2 separate regions of the Mus musculus genome follow, and region 2 is linked to region 1. The links are chromatin loops, found by intact Hi-C in ENCODE. Cell type or tissue: heart. All regions are shown on one strand. Each heading gives the region's core, and the rest is flanking DNA. Links, peaks and the distances in the headings are about the cores only.

Region 1 (2,915 bases), core at 207-2,706:
TTGTTTCCTCAAGTCCATGACAGGCAAGGCTAACCACTTGACATATATCCATATGAAAAGCTCTAGGAGCAGCTAATAACCAAACACATTAAATGCACATCTTATTTTTTTTCTTTCTGCTCTTGACGTTTGATTCAGAGGACGTAGGAACTCCTTAAATCGCAGTGTAACCGCTAACAAGGACTTCCAAGAACGCCGCAGGGCCTCAGCAGAAAAGCAGACTCCCCTAGCCTTGCCCAGCAGCGTTCAGTGCCGAGACAGCCAGAGCAGTTTTAAATGGCGCGCCAAGCCGGCTCCAGACGGGCACTGGACGGTCGCCGGGCCTTCCAAAGAGCCCCAGTGCCCCACCTTCCGTACACTAACCTGAGAGCCACCATGCCCGTGGGGGCTTCCGAGCTAGTGACGCGCTCAGGCCCGGGTGCCGGCCGAAGGACACAGCCGCCCAGCCCCACCTCCGACAAGGGGCCCAGGCCGCCATCTTCCCAGCTGCCCCTGCGCCCGCTACAGACGCGCGCAGGTCGCGCGGTCCCGAGGTCACGCACGCGCAGTCCGCGGGGAGCGGGGTGGGGTGGGGGTGGGGGTTGCTTACAAGCATCACGTGGGATTTGTTCACCTCCTCCCCCCCCCGCCCCCGGGCGCGGAGACGCATGCGCAAAGGTGCTGTCTGGGGTACTGCTGTCTCTACTGGGTTGTTCTGTCTCCCCCAAAGGGCATTTGGCTTGTGACATTGGGCGGCCTTGGCCGGTATTTTTCGCAGTAAGCTGCGGAAATGTCGGAGAGGAGCCAGGGTCAAATTGAGCGTGCATAGATGGGAAACCGTGTTATCATCCAGAGAAACCAAAGACCTGGGACAAAAATTGCTAGGCTTCTTGCCTTACCCATTCATTCCCTATGACTCCATTTCAGCTATGGGGGAAAGGTTTCCAAGAGGCGACCTTAATCTTAAAGTCACATCATTGGAGTCGCATCAACATTCTTTGATCTCTCCCAAACATTTTCCCACTCACCAGATTGCTGAAAATTCAAAGGAGCAGCCACAGGCAAAATTACTGAAAACACTCATTCACATATGGTTGCTTGATGGGTAACTATCTAAAGTCTTTTGTCAGGCAATCTGGCCATGTTATTATAATACACACAATTTTCAGTACGCTTTGAACTATCATGCCCTTTATGACTATTCTAAATATTGGCGCAAGACATCCCAAGACCAAATTCCCAGCACAAAAAGGAGATTTGCCCCAGAGACACAAAGGGCAGAGAGCAAAAGACAAAGACTAGAAATGGGGAGGAGGGAGAAGAAGGAGGAAAGAAGAGAGGAGGAAGGGTTTTTTTGTTGGGGGAGGGGGCACATAGGACTGCCTCTGAATCGACAGGAGACAGACATGGCTCATAGGAATATGGCTGTTTATAAAGGTTAAAGGGTGAACCCCATGTACGGATGAGGTGTTTAATTGGACAGGTTAGTTAGGACAGCCACAAGGGGGCTTTTGATTGCTGGACTTAAATACTTTGATTTCTGGACTAGGTTTAGCAGGAAGTGACCAAATAAGGGAATAGACCTTGGGGGCTACAGTTTCTAGCAAGGCAGAGGAAATGAGAGAGAAGGACCAGGCCTTCCAGAGACATGTTTGCCATGCTCAAGGTGGCTAGAGTCCCTTCAAACAGGAGTTCATAAGGCTCTGTGTTACCTTCAATAGCACCGTTTTGTTGTTGTTGTTGTTGTTGTTGTTGTTGTTGTTTTTTAACAAGGGGGTGGGGGAATGGCAGGGAAGGGGGTGAATCAATGGCAATAGAAAATAATTCAATTAATTGTGATACTAGGGTCTCTGGATTCTGACATCTTTCAAAATAATTTTGGCAGCCTCAAGTCTCACTAAGTATAGGACTTTATCTTGTCTATTCTGCTTGAAATTTCTGTACTTTGTGAAAAAAATATATGTTTTTATGTAAAACCACTTTATTTGTCTCAGTTTGTTTTGTCAGATTGAGGACCTAGGAAGGAAGGATTTTTAATTGGACAATTGTCTACACCCATAAGATTGGCCTGGAGGCACGTCTGTGGGGGGCATTTTCTTGATTGCTGATTGATGTAGGTGGTCCTAGCCCTCTGCGGGCCTGGATTGTATAAAATGTCAGTGGCTGTGAGCCTGGAAACAAGTTAGTGAGCAATATTCCTTGGTGGTCTCTGCTTCAAGCTTCTGTGGTGAATTTCTGCCTTGTCTCTCCTCAGTGATGAATATTTACCAGTAAGCCAAATAAACTCTTTCCCCCGTACAGTTGCCTTTGGTCATGCCATTTATTACAACAACAGAAGGAAACTTGGGTACTGTCCTTTTAGAGATTCGCGGGAACAGTTGTTGGTGCCAAAGACAAGAGCAAAGGGCAGGCACCGTGAGACAGACGCGTCTTTGGAGTTTTGAGAACATGAAATGGTAGACTCTGCCGGAGGAGCTTGATAGAGAAAGACAGAACAAACCTTTCCCTCTAGAGCTGCTGTGTCTCTCACACAGGAAGCCTGTGACCGAAGATGATAGACTGGGTCAGCTTGCTTCTAGCACTAGCAAGTCTTTGGTTTGTTTGTTTGTTTTAAATCAGTTTGATTTAGTGTCACTTCTCTATGCTTTGTTCCTAAGGTAACTAATTAAAGTCCTCTTTGTCTGGAAATAATAGAAAACAATAGGGAACACATCATAGCTGTATGAACTCCTTTTAGTTACAAGAACTCCCAGCGACTGTGGACAGCGTTGAAACCTCATTAGGAGAGTTCATTAATGAGTGAGGTAGCCAGGTGCCCACCTGGATATGCTAAAACGAGATGCCTCACAAATCCCATGGAATCCAAAGAAAAGCTTTCTCTTTTGGTGTCAATAAAACTCACTCTCTCTCTCTCTCTCTCTCTCTCTCTCTCTCTC
Region 2 (2,915 bases), core at 87-2,586, 56 kb after region 1:
GTCTGAGATAATAAAGGTAGCATGTTTATAGTAGAAATGCAGTAAACTGGCAAGGTTTATGCAGAAACACTCAAGACTTGAGAAGGTGGTATGGAACCGCACTTGAAGGGTGTCCAAATGGTGGCCTTTGATGGGAGGAAAGAACTTTTCCTTAGGTAAAGAAGACTGACTGAGGGGTCAGGGAGAGCCAGAAATATGAACACAGACGCCAGAAATTCCTGTGTCAGAAAATGTTCGAAGAAGTTTATTTATGAAGTAGGATAATTCTGCCAAACTGTGGTAAGTTGTTACTCTCTCAGTTTGGTTGTCTAGAATATGTAGTGTAGTGACACCATCTGGCATAGTCTTTGTTTCCAACCCCCCTGCTCTTGGAACCCCTTACCCAAAGCCAGTTTCTGACATTTTCCACACCATGTGATGAGAGACAATAACTCCACCTGCTACGGCCCACTAATCCCCTAACAGCTGTGGATCTGGCCCACACCCTACACTCTGCTTCTTCAATAGCCTGTCAGGAGGGATGAAGGTGGCTTCCGGGCTCCTTTCTGACAAGGCTTCAGGATTTCCACCTTAGGTCTCAAACACGCTGCAGTTTTCTCTGGGAAGTCAGGGCTAGCATTAGCTCATTTTGTTTTACTTTTGTGAAACTGATGCTAATAACTGAGAAGGACACTAGATGTGTCTATGAGAAGACAGTTACATGGACAGGGGCAGCCCAATGTTCACAGGGAACATGATGCCCCATTTTTAGGTCCCATGGCACAAACTGCAGTATGAGAACTACAGTATAATTTAATTTAATTAGTATTTTTAAAGAGTAAAATACTAAGTATCCAAAAAAAAAAAAAAAAAAAAAAACCAAAATCCAAAACAAAACAAAACAAAACAAAAAAAAAAACCAAACAAACAAAAAAACCAAACAAACAATGATATCTGATATCACTAACAAAAGTTTCTGGTTACCTCAATACAAAGAGTCTGAAAAAGATTAGTCATTAACCAAGACTTCTGTATTTCAGTGTATATGGGGTTGGGGGAGGCATCTACATGCTATGGCACACATGTGGGGGTCAAAGGACATCAGGTGTTAGCCTTTTTGTTTCACTTTGTTTGAGGTAGGATCTCTCTTGTTTTGCTACTGTGTCGTGTAATGCAGGCTAGTTGCCCTAAGAGTTTCTTGGGGAGATCTTCCTGTCTCTACCTCCCATCTTGCTAGAGGAAAGCTGGGATTACACAGGCCTCCACATCTGACTCTTCACTTGGTTTCTAGGCTGCTAGGCTTGCACAGCAGGGTTCTTAACCTGCTGAGCATTGGTCCTGTTCCCAAGCCCCCTACACTAGGCGAATACAGTTAACCCTTTGATTTTATTGTGAGCTACAGCGAAACATGCCCACTACCCAAATAGGTTCTTTGGAATTCCAAGGGCTGGTCTTAAAGGTGCATAGATAAGGTCAATAATGAGGAGGCTGGACAGTTTAATTTTGACATTCAGAAAATCAGAAAATGAACTGGAATATGAACACCAGCTTGGATTTCTGACCACGTAATTCTGGGCTCAGCCTTTGGCAGTGAGATCCATTGTTCTTCTTTATGGGACTCAACAAATAGGAGGCTTTCAAGGAACTCACATGCAGTTGAAATTCCTTCCACACAAGAGCAGTAGAACATACTCAAATCAAAACATTTTTTCTTTGTCTCTGCCTAATAGAGGACAAGGCTGTCAGGAAAAGAATGTGTTAAATCTTGTTTGCTTCTTGCTAACCCGGTTTGGAATTTTATTTTTAATTTTAGGCTTAGTTCAGCTGCTGCTAAATCATAATGGAAAAGGAACATATACTACTGCCAAGAGGGGAGAATTCCTCACTAACAAAATGACACTTTTAACTCTAAGTACTGGAAGCAACGTTCTGTGTTTTCCCTTGTGGCTGTCAGCTCACATTCAACTTGTAACCTGGAAAGCATAAACAAGTGTCACCTGTGGCCTGTAGATCTCTTGGCAGTGTGTGGGGACCTCTTCTGGAAACACCACCACCTTTATTCACAGAGCAGGGCACGTGCACTGGGGACAATGGCAAGGCCAAAAGGGGGAGATGAGTGGGAACTGTTCATCATATTAATGAACAGAAAAGTCAACAGAAACGAGGTACCACTGTTTGACTATGCCCAAGGCAACCTGCAATGTACCAACCAGTGACAAACATGCTCAGTACAGGAAAAATCATAAAAATACTAAAATTTAAAAAAACACACAGTAGAATCATAAAAGGAGAAATACCAATGGGGGAATAAAAAAGAACTCAGTTATCAAGCAGGACCAGACTGTTATGAGATACCTGGATTTCTCAGCATCTACTGCCTGGTTCCTGGCATGTCTTTACGTTTGTTTGGGACAACAGAGGACCTTAGGACTTTTTTTTTTCTAGAGCCACATTAATCAGGAACATGATACAATCAGCCCAAATTAATGCAATTTCATTTAACACTTAAATTCCAATAGTTGGGAACCCCCCCGAATATCCCCTTAAAAAACACATTCTATCATGGTCTGTTTACCTTAGTCTTCTCGCCTACGATGTTCTTTTCTAGTTCCGTGATTTTCCGGTTTAGATGATCTAGAATCTCCTTTTCCTTCATGAGCTCAGCCGTCTCGGATTTCTGTTCTCCATCCAAAAGAGCGCATTCCATATCCAACTAAGGACATAGAAGAAAGGTCAGACGCATCTCACCTTCAGGAACCACTGCCCACAGAGGAGCAGGTTTAATGGATTCTCAACAATTGTTACGGAGCAGCCAGATTGCAGGGTTCAGGGAGCCAGCACGAGGCTTACGAATGCCTGCCTAAGAAAGCCAAGGGAGCCTAGGATGTGTTGGCTTAAAAAGCTAGTTGGCTGGCCACTTAAAAGTTTCCTACTGT

Evidence for each region. Peaks named below come from ENCODE experiments on the same cell type or tissue, not always from the same donor. Only the 100,000 strongest peaks of a DNase experiment are listed, where the experiment ranks them.
Region 2: a loop joins it to region 1, with 2.0 times the contacts of the local background. A loop is called at or near these places in 4 of 42 quality-filtered maps.

Annotation. Positions count from the first base shown.
Region 1 is chr16:45,742,414-45,745,328 of GRCm38, forward strand. It overlaps Abhd10 (abhydrolase domain containing 10), which reads right to left and starts at 542. Exons shown (of 5, transcript NM_172511.4): 1 at 364-542. The coding sequence starts at 478. In heart, for the core only: a CTCF peak has its summit at 1,474 (motif pointing right); a DNase peak (open chromatin) is centred at 588; H3K4me3 peaks cover 1,036 bases; H3K27ac peaks cover 1,359 bases.
Region 2 is chr16:45,798,938-45,801,852 of GRCm38, forward strand. It overlaps Phldb2 (pleckstrin homology like domain, family B, member 2), which reads right to left. Exons shown (of 18, transcript NM_153412.4): 5 at 2,555-2,692. All of the region lies in intron 1 of Gm52249 (a long non-coding RNA gene), which reads left to right. Among named protein-coding and RNA genes, the nearest start is that of Gm52249, 4.9 kb to the left of the region's middle. In heart, for the core only: a CTCF peak has its summit at 1,649; no DNase peak of the experiment used is centred there.